Linked DNA regions of Homo sapiens: region 1 is linked to region 2. Evidence: chromatin contacts called from ENCODE Hi-C or POLR2A ChIA-PET data. All regions are on one chromosome and are shown on one strand. The core of a region is the stretch at or near the end of the contact, and the rest is flanking DNA. Distances in the headings are between cores, read along the strand shown.

Region 1 (5,651 bases), core at 799-3,298, 230 kb after region 2:
GGTCTGGGTACTCTTCCCGGATCTTGCTGATGAGCAGGGTGCCCATCCCGGACCCCGTGCCGCCCCCCAGAGAGTGGGTCAGCTGGAAGCCCTGGAGACAGTCACAGCTCTCTGACTCCTTCCTCACCACATCCAGGACCGAGTCGACCAGCTCGGCTCCCTCTGTGTAGTGGCCCTTGGCCCAGTTATTCCCGGCTCCACTCTGGCCTGCCAGAGGGAAAGAGAAATCTTAAGTCACCGGTGATTGTACTAAATACCTTACCTCAAACCCCTCAATATAGATCAGTGAGTCAATGCTCAGATAAGACTATTTCAGATTATCACCAAAATGGCCAAACGTTAAAATATTTGTTCATGAATATAATTATAAATAAGGAAGGCCAGGACACCAAGCTCTTAGCAGCTGAAAGGCAAACAATTTTACACTATATTAAAGCTAAGTTGGCACACCGCGGATGTTCTTCATGCTTTCCCTCTGGCAATCACACCTCTTCAGCCTCCACTGCCCAGCGTAAAATGAATCCCTCATGCTCTCAGCCACACCAGGCACTCACCAAACACGAAATTGTCTGGTCTGAAGATCTGGCCGAATGGTCCAGACCTAACCGAATCCATCGTGCCTGGCTCCAGATCCACGAGGATGGCCCGAGGAACATATTTGTTACCTGCAAGGAACAACAGTGACTTAGACCCTCAGGCAAGGACCTCTGCAGAGAAGGGCTTGGCGCCTGCTGCCATCATGCAGATGTTGCCCCAAACAAAGGGAGACCCACCATCAGGTTCTCAAAGGGCTCTGTTGGCATAAGGAAGCCCAATGAAATACTGCAGGGAAAGAGCGGGGATCCTAAACTGAATAGTCCACCCTCTCCCAGGGCCACACCCCTGGGGTCCCACGCAAGGGAAAGGGGAGAAGGTGGAAAAACTGAAGGGAGTGGGGGTGGGGCAAGGGTGATTACCAGTGGCTTCATTGTAGTAAACATTGATTCTCTCCAGCTGCAAATCACTGTCTCCATGGTAACTGCCAGTGGGGTCAATCCCATGCTCATCACTGATGACCTCCCAAAACTGAGACAGAAAGGCTGCATTTAGCCATGAACGATGCCCCCAGAAACGCCAAGGCTCACAATGAAATGTCCCCGACTCAGTTCCGACAACCCAACATTTCAGGAGCTTGAAGCTTTAAAGGGCGTCGTGACCCGGGCACAGCCGCGGGGCTTGTATTTTGCAGGTTCAGAAAGTTGAAACTGGGCGTTTCCCAGGCAAACAGCTGCCGCTCGCGGGGGGAGGTAGGGGTCGAGGGGGTAAGGACCAGCCAAAGCCGGGCAGTGGCGGAGCTTGGCGCACTGGTCGCAGCCCCAGGCTGCGGCAGGAGGCGAGGGCACAGGGACTGCAGCCCGCCAGGAGCGGGTGGGCGGGGAAAGAGGAACGCAAAGGAGCTAAAGGACCGCGGTTTTAGATTCAAAGCACGTCCTGAGACCGCAAGACAATCGCTCTCCTCCCCTCCCCCGGCAGCTCGACTCCGGTTCAAGCGAGTACAATTAATCCTCCTGGTGTCCCAGCCCCTCGCGCGGAGCGCCGCGCACAGCCTCGCGGACACACCCTCGTCTTCTCCAGGCACGCGTGCCTGCCAAGCAGCCAGCGCGGAGGGAGGCCGAGGGGGTGACGGGGACTCCAAATGAGTTACAGCAGAAAGAAAGAGAGGTGCCCCCTCCGTCCGCGAAAGTCACCTCCTAGCCCAGGCCACACTCGGCGGCACAAAGCGGCCAGGAAGGTCTGCATTTGGCGATCCCCAGGCCTTCCCAGGACCGCGCCTGGGGACCCCGAGGGGCTCTCGGCCCAGGTTCGCGCCCCCATTGGACCCCCTCCGCTGCGGCGCGCCCACCTTGGCGCCGATCTGGTTGCCGCACTGGCCCGCCTGGATGTGCACGATCTCACGCATGGTGCCTCGTCAGCGTCCTCCTGGTCCGGCGGCGTCTGGGTCTGTCCGTCCTCCCCTCACACACCCACTGCGGGGTCACCGGGAAGGCGCTCGGGAACCGACGGGCTGAGAGCGCCGGCCCCGCGGGCTCCGGCTTTTATGCAAGGAGGGTGGGGCGGCCGGCACAGGCCGCGCCCCCAGCCCGAGCCCCCCAGTCCCCTTCGCGCTGGCGCTCTCCAGGCCCGGCTGACGTAATGCTCCGAGCCCTAGGGACCGTCCGGGGGGCTGGACCACCGGCCCGCGGCCAATCAGAGCGGGCGTGCCGACCGGGAGAGGGGTGGGGGCTACCGGGAGTATGGTGGGGGCGTGCGCATTGTCTGGGGCTGTGGTGGGGGTCTGGGTATGGGGATATGGGGGAACAGTGAAGAAAAGGAGGGTGAGAGGGCGGCGAGGCGAGGGCCACCAGCGCGTCCTGACCGGGGTGGGGGCAGAGCTGGCACCGGATGGGAACGATGGAGGACTGGAGCATGTGGAGAAGCCGTCAGGTGCTCCAGTGCCGGCAGGTGGGAGGGCTGAGGTGGCACAGGCTGCTCCGCCACCTCGGACTGCGGCTCCTACTCGGCCACTGGCCAGAGTCCCTCCAGCCAACTGCCCCTGGTGAGACCACCGTCTTTTTCCTCAACCCTGGAGGCCAGCGACTGCCCAGGCGGCGCTCCGTCTCACAGAGGCCTGGGGGAGGACAGGTGGCCCCAGAAGGAAGTCGTGCTTGATGGCAACCGGGACACCTGCGGCCCATGAACACCAGCGCGGCCTCCGCCCCCGCCCCAGCGTGGGCCTGCTTTCTCCTTTGTCTGTCTTGGGCTGGTAGCTCCTCTCACTGCGCCGCAGCATCTAGGGGTGAAGCGACCTCGGAGCCCCTCAGCCCTGCCCGACCCTCTCCGGGAGTGCATAACGCCCCTGCTGGTACCCAGGAGCCCTCTGCCCCGGGGGTTGACTTTTGTTGCTCGCTAGTGATGGAGTGGGAGTGGCCGGTGGCGCTGCACTGACCGTCCGGAGGGCAGAAAGAGGGTGGGGTCCCGGGGGCGGGGCTGTCGGCGGAACAAAGGGCTCTCAGAAACGTGGGATACGCTGTGTAACCCAGTATTTAAAACCACACGACAGGCGCCCCACCCCCCCACCCCGCCCTCGGATTCAGTTCATCTATTGTCAAGTAAGAGGGTGGGTTCCAAGGGTGGCCCAAGCCCGAGTAACAAACTTTCTTATCTTCCATCGCGGCGACCTGGAGGTCCGAGGCTTCGTGCTGCGGTTGAAGGGTGGGGAATACGACTAAAAACTGCAGCCCAGCGCGCGCGAGACGACCCAAGACCCACGCGCACTCGCACGAGCGCGTGCACAGACTTGGAGCACAGACCCTCCCTTCAGATCCGCAGTCTCTAGGTACTGAGGCAGGAACTGGTCTCTTTGTTACTTTTCGCGCGCGCGTGTGTGTGTGTGTGTGTGAGAGAGAGAGAGAAAGAGAGAGAGAGAGAGACTAATCCTGCGTGCGTTTGAGGGCGGGAGGGGAAAGGGTGTCAGAAACGTTCACTGCACAACCTGTTCCCTGCAATTCGATGACTGAAGCGCGCCGCCCCACACTTCGGAAGGGCCGTTGGCGAGGTGACGTGACCTCTTTCATCCCCTGGCGAGAAAGGCCGAATGACCCGGGCGCACGCGGCGGAGCTCAGCCTGCAGCTGTTGAGCGAGACCCTCCCAGAACTATCAGCAAGCTGTCATCGCCTCCCTTTCCCGCTGTGGGGTGGAGGGTGGGGGGTTCAAGTCGATTCCAATGTACAAAGAGAAGTAGCGAGAACAAAAGCCCAGGCGCCCCCAAACATCCAGGGCGCCCAGACTGGAGCTCGCCGGCCGGTATTCCAGACCCGGCCGGCGTGCCCGGGTGAGGGTGGGGTCTACCGAGAGGCAGAGAGCAGCGGAGGGTCTGTCCACATGCCCTGCTCTCCCGGTACCAAGGTCTCGGGGCCTGACCTCCGAGTTTCTAATCCAGATCCTGCAGATGCCGAAACGTCGAGGGCTAGCAATTCCCAAGGTCATACAGCAAGTTGAGGACAGGGCTCGGACTGGAATCTCGTCTTTTGGGCACACCAGACCTCAGGGAAAGTGACCGCATCTCGGCCAAAAGGGCTGTGGCAGGTGTCAGCCTCGAGGTGGCGGCTCTGGTGGGACCAAGCTGCGCCGGAAGGAACAGAGCTAGGGCGGCACCCGCGCGGCGAGTGTAGACACACTCGGAGCGGTCACCCCCTCGCTGCGAGCTCCCAGGAGCAACCCTGATGCTCAGCGCTGGGGGGTGGGGTTGGGGGCCGCTCAGCTCCATGCTGAGTAACTTGAGCTGGCCGCCTGCCTCCTTCATCTAACCAATTCATTTCTCAGCTTCTGTTTCCGAGCCAAATCTCCATTCAGTGCCCGGGTGAAAACGCGTGTTCAAGATCATATAGATAGATGAAAAGACCCTTTCCTCTCAGGTTTCTTTTAAAGGGGTTGGTTTGGGATAGGATGAGGCTGGAAATCATCCTTCTGAAAGCCCAGAGTGCCCTTGGGGACACTTTTGGCCCAAGATCTGCTTTCCTTTCAAGCATTTTGCTCGAATTGTCCCCACACCCCTGCCCCTTCCGGGCAGCCAGTCTTGTTAACCGGTCTACATCGCACCCCCACCCCCACCCCCACTGGAATTGTGATGCTGCACATTTTTATTTTCACAAGGAGCCGATTTTGTGTTAAAATGTTGACAACAGCCACACCTTTCCCTGAAGTCTTTCAGTTTATCTGATAACCCTTAAACAAAAAAATCATTCTTAATCCATGTAGCTCGCATAAAGAGACTGGTACCCGGCTTTCAAAGAAAAAAAAAGTCGTTTTCAGTTGGGTCCCCAGCATTTCTGTCTATTCATTATATGCAATGCGTCTCAATCTAGGTCATCGTATATCAGGCACGAAGATTTCGGGGCAACATATTTCATGATCTCTTAATGTTAGTCTTGATGATGTACTAACATTTAAAAATTTTCCCTTCCAGAGACAATTGTAGAAATATTGCTGCATAAAATACAATTCAACATTTGTTTTATACGTAATCTATTGCGTGACTGAGGTGAGCAAGATATCCCTTAAACTATTAAAATTATATTTGCTTTCACAATTTTCAGATTACTTTCAACGGCATGTCCTCAAGTGAATTTGCATTTCTCTATTACACACACAGTCATTGTTTGAAGAAGTCTGATAGAAAAGAGGCTTTATATAGTAGTAAATTTTTAAAGCACTGTTTTCATAATGTAGCATATATTTTTGACACATTTATTGAAATTACTAGACATTTAGCATTAGGGTTCTTCACTGCTTGCCAGGATTCACCGCTTAAAACCCCAAAAACCCAGCCCGCAGCCCCCATAGCTGGCTCTGCAGCCGAGATGCACGCGGTTTCCTAGGCAACCGACACTTAGCCAATGAATGAAGAGGAGTTGAAAGAAAGAGACTGCAAATCCATCATTATTTCCTTACACACACACACGCACACACACACACACACACACACACACACACATCACCTCTTCTCATAGCTCTCCATTTAGAAATATTGGAAAGCTACCAATCCTAGCATTTATGTAAAAGAGCCAAATGCCCGGGGCATGGGGGCTAGGAAGCGGTCGCAGCCCCATACTGTGACTGCGGAAAGGACACA
Region 2 (4,414 bases), core at 1-2,500:
CTGCCACAAGGTGGTGATGTTGCATCACACACGCGCATGATGGGCGCGCAGGCGCCAATGCTCCCAGGACCTGCTGTTCCATTCCTAAATGAAAGTTGTTCCCAGGATCTGGACTCACAAGACAAGGCAGCCTATTCCCTGCTGGGGAGCTCAGGGGCAAGAGGGCATCTCGGAGGGAGGGCACATTCTCACCTCTGAAGACAAGGAGAACATCATCAGCACATAGACCAATCCCAGCAGTGCACCTTAGGATGGGGAGGGCCACTGTGAGTTACAGCAAAATGAACGAATGAATGAACCAATAAATGTCTGAGAGGGAAAGTCCCAACGACCCTCAGGAGGTACAATCAAGAGTTGCAGTTATTTTCGTTAGGAACGTTCTAAACACAGGGGAAACCTTCCTTCCTTCTGCTCTATTGTTGGAGTGGGGCCATCCCGGGACACCAGAAATCAAGGAATTGAGTTTGGAGAAGGGACTTGGGGAGGTCACAGTGGCAGGTGACTGCCAAATGAGGTGGCAGAAGCCAGCAAGCGCTGGAAAAAGTCGGCCCAAACTGTTCACCAGCACCGCCCCCCATAACTCCCCACCGGCTCTGGTTTCAAGACTTTCCGTTTTCTAGGTATTTCCTTGGCCTTAAACCATTTTCCTTTAAACGAACTTTTTCTGTGAAGCCATCCGGTTTCCCCCGATAGTGGCATCTCACAAAGGACAATCCAGTATCCCAACAGCGTGTTGCGTTCCGCGGGACGCAGATTTCCTTCACAGGCACCCCCCGGGTTGCGTTTTTATAGCCACACCCACCCGCCCCCCTATCTCCTGGGCACTGCTAATGAGTCCTGCATTTCTCTCCTTTGGTCTTTGGATAAATGAACCATCCGTGCGTGACCTTTGCGAGGGCATCTTGCATAATACCAGTACACCAGCGGCGCCGTCGGTGAGTGACCTTTGGGACTGGTTTCTCTCACCAGCGTAACTCCCCGGGAGATCCGAGCAAGCTGATGAGTGTATCAGTGGCTCATTCTTTCTGTTGCACCACGGACCCTCATTCTGTAACCGGGATACCAGCCAGAGATGGGGAGCGGGAGGCGCAGGGCAGGGGCGTCCCTCCTCTCAGCACAGCCTCCCCGCGCTGGATTTCTATCAATCCAGTTTCCACCTGCCTGGAAGTCAGCAGGGTCCTCCCCAGTCCCAGATCGCCGGGCGAGGCCCCAGATGGACCTCAGGGGCGGGGAGTGGGCGGAGCTTAGGGGCCGAGGCGAGGTGTGGGTGGGGCGGGACGCCGCTGTGGAGGCGGGGCCTGGGCGCGGACGGGCGCGGAGCGAGGCACCGCACCGCCGGGGCGGGGAGTGGGCGGGGCTCGGGGGCGGGGCGGGGTGTGGGCGGGGCTCACGGGCGGGGCGGGTGAGTGGGCGGGGCCTCGGCGTGGTAGGCGCGCTGCGTAAAGAGGCCTGCAGTCCCGCGGCGCGGGGCAGGTTCCGGGCTGCTTAGGTTGGCACCGGTCCGTGGTCCCCGGGGGCGCAGTCGCAGCGCTCCCGCCCTCCAGGCGTCAGCGAGTGCGCGGTCCAGTGCGGCCGGAACCTGGCGCAACTCCTAGAGCGGTCCTTGGGGAGACGCGGGTCCCAGTCCTGCGGCTCCTACTGGGGAGTGCGCTGGTCGGAAGGTGAGTGATCCCCTGTCGGGGACCGGGGGACTTGGGAAGGACAGTTCCCGGACTGGACGGCCAGAACGCTCTCAGGGATTTCAGCTGGCCGGCCATATGGCCCTGTGGGTCGTCGCGCCCGGGCCAGGGACCATTCTGTACATAGGATCGTGCTTGGCTCTCACGGAACGCGCCCACACGCAGGGTCCCGGTGTCGAATCGTCTGGTGGAATCTGCCCTCAACCCTATGGAGCGGGTGCTGGTATCATAGTCATATTACAAGTAGGAATCAGCGGGCCCAAGGTCAGTCTGTAAAGGGGGTACCGGGGTTTAGGCCCGTGCGCTGCCCAGCGCTGCCCTGAAGGCGCGGCTGAACCACTGGTTTGCGCTGCCTTTGTCAAGGACATTGTGGCACTGTGGAAAAAATGAAAAATCAGCTTCTCTAACCTATAATCTCTCTGGGAAAAAAAAAAATCAGCTTTTTTTTTTTTCCCCGAGACGGAGTCTCACTCTGTCGCCCAGGCTGGAGTGCAGTGGCACGATTTCGGCTCACTGCAACCTCCGCCTCCCGGGTTCAAGCAATTCTCCTGCCTCAGCCTCCCGAGTACCTGGGATTATAGGGGCGTGCCACCACGCCTGGCTAATTTTTTGTATGTTTAGTAGAGACGGGTTTCATGTTGGTCAGGCTGGTCTCAAACTCCTGACCTCGTGATCCGCCCGCCTGGGCCTCCCAAAGTGCTGGGATTGCAGGCGTGAGCCACTGCTCCCGGCCCTCTTTTTCTTTTTTCTTTTTTTTTTAGAAGAGTCTCACTCTGTTGCCCAGGCTGGAGTGCAGTGGGGCAATCTCAGCTCACTGCAACCTCTGCCTTCCAGGTTCAAGCGATTCTCCCCCCTCAGCCCCTTGAGTAGCTGGGATTACAGGCGCCTGCCACCATGCCCGGCTAATTTTTGTATTTTTAGTACAGGTGGGAGTTTCACCATATTGGCCAGGCTGGTCTTGAACTCATTCTTCTTCCTTTCTTTTTCTTTTTTTTTTTTTTTTGAGATGGAGTTTCACTCTTATTGCCCAAGCTGGAGTGCAATGGCACAATCTCAGCTCACTGCAACCTCTGCCTCCCGGGTTCAAGCTATTCTCCTGCCTCAGTCTCCCGAGTAGCTGGGATTACAGGTGCGTGCCACTACACCCAGCTAATTTTTGGTATTTTTAGTAGAAATGGAGTTTCACCATATTAGTCAGGCTGGTCTCAAACTCCTGACCTCAGGTGATCCGCCTGCCTCGGCCTCCCAGAGTGCTGGGATTAATGAACCACTGCGCCCGGCCAAAAATCAGCTTCTTTAACCTTTAATCTCTGAAAAAATAAATCAGTTTAACCTTTAATCTCCGAAGATCACAGCCAAAGAAATACATGAAAAGGAACAAGTATTAAATAATATATACTTCTAGCTGTGCTGTTTATAGTTTTGGGAAAAAAATGGAAATAACCTAAGGTCCCAGAAATAGGAAAATGGGCACAAAAGGGTATGCAGGCAATGGTTTAGCTGCCGCATGAATACACACTGAATACACTGTGAGATGTTGTCTGTTAGAATGCCCAGCACGGGGACTGTCCACATGGAAAGAGGCACAGGAAAAAAAGTGAAAACATTATAAAATAACTTCTTAAAATTAAATAATGTACACGTCAAAAATATCAGAGCCCACTTGACCTGGTATATACAGTTTAATAACCACATGGCTCTTTTTTCCTGTAGGCCTGGGTAGGTGCATAGTTTCTAAAAAGGGAGAGAACTGTCACTGCTGTGGATGGGGTGCCAAGGGAAGTGCCTGGGGTCAAGTGAACAGTGACACAACTGCAAGTCAAGAGCCTGTGTTGGAGTCTTTCCCCACTATTTCAAATAGTATAGAAAATAGAGCTGAGTCACTCAAATAGAGCTGAGTTAGTCACTCAGCTCTTGGACCTCAGATTCTTATTCTTAACCGCTAGGGGGATGGAGACAGAAGTCACAAACTCACATGCCACCAGCCATATGATGTAAACATGTAAACTGGGCCAAGGAATACAAAAGGGAGTGGTGAGCTGGGGACACTGAAGAATGGATGCCCTGTCTAGAGGAGTGAAAATGAAGCATTTCATACAAACAACATGATTTCGGGCAATCACTTTGGGAATCAGGATAAGGTGTTCCCCCAGTCTGCAGAAACACTGGCAACATTTACAAAGGTAAATCATTTCATATCACTCTATTTTCTTTTTCTTTTTTGAGACAGAGTCTTGCTCTGTTGCCCAGGCTGGAGTGCAATGGCACAATCTTGACTCACTGCAACCTCCACCTCCCAGGTTCAAGTGATTCTCCTGCCTCAGCCTCCCAAGTAGCTGGGACTACAGGCACATGCCACCATACCCGGATAATTTTTGTATTTTTTAGTAGAGATGGTGTTTTGCCACATTGACCAGGCTGGTTTCAAACTCCTGACCTCAGGTGATCCCCCCACCTCGGCCCCCCAAAATGCTGGGATTACAGGTGTGAGCCACCACAACTGGCGATCATTCCATATTACTCTCCAGCTTAAGAGGCTCCAAGGGCTTTCTGTCAGGCTTAGAATAAAATCCTCACCCCTACCCTAGGAGGGGTCAGGTCAGACCCCTCCCACCTCCCTGACTGCATCTACCACCATCCACTCTTTTTTTTTTTGAACCACAGTTCAGCCAAACAGGCTTTCTTTTTTTTCTTTTACTTTCTCTTTTTTCTTGAAACAGAGCCTAACTCTGTCA

The links. A loop is a pair of places that touch in the nucleus more often than their neighbours do. ChIA-PET counts read pairs that join two places held with the same protein, here RNA polymerase II (POLR2A). Pooled maps may share reads with other maps.
Region 1: a loop to region 2 is called in a map with no recorded cell type, with 3 times the contacts of the local background. The contact joins the promoter of TUBB2B here to the promoter of NQO2-AS1 in region 2. A Hi-C loop is called at or near these places in 1 of 168 maps with a recorded cell type or tissue (OCI-LY7), 3 of 37 single-sample maps with no recorded cell type and 3 of 50 pooled maps. POLR2A ChIA-PET finds 5 or more read pairs at or near these places in 7 of 52 experiments (BJ, Caco-2, H1 and 3 more).

Annotation. Positions count from the first base shown.
Region 1 is chr6:3,225,605-3,231,255 of GRCh38, forward strand. TUBB2B (tubulin beta 2B class IIb) reads right to left here and starts at 2,049. Exons shown (of 4, transcript NM_178012.5): 1 at 1,883-2,049; 2 at 957-1,065; 3 at 555-665; 4 at 1-207. The coding sequence starts at 1,939. RefSeq lists enhancers at 1,032-1,692, 1,693-2,351, 3,647-4,203 and a silencer at 1,956-2,245.
Region 2 is chr6:2,998,425-3,002,838 of GRCh38, forward strand. NQO2-AS1 (NQO2 antisense RNA 1) reads right to left here and starts at 1,251. Exons shown (of 2, transcript NR_186367.1): 1 at 967-1,251. NQO2 (N-ribosyldihydronicotinamide:quinone dehydrogenase 2) reads left to right here and starts at 1,470. Exons shown (of 7, transcript NM_000904.6): 1 at 1,470-1,661. RefSeq lists a silencer at 1,219-1,468.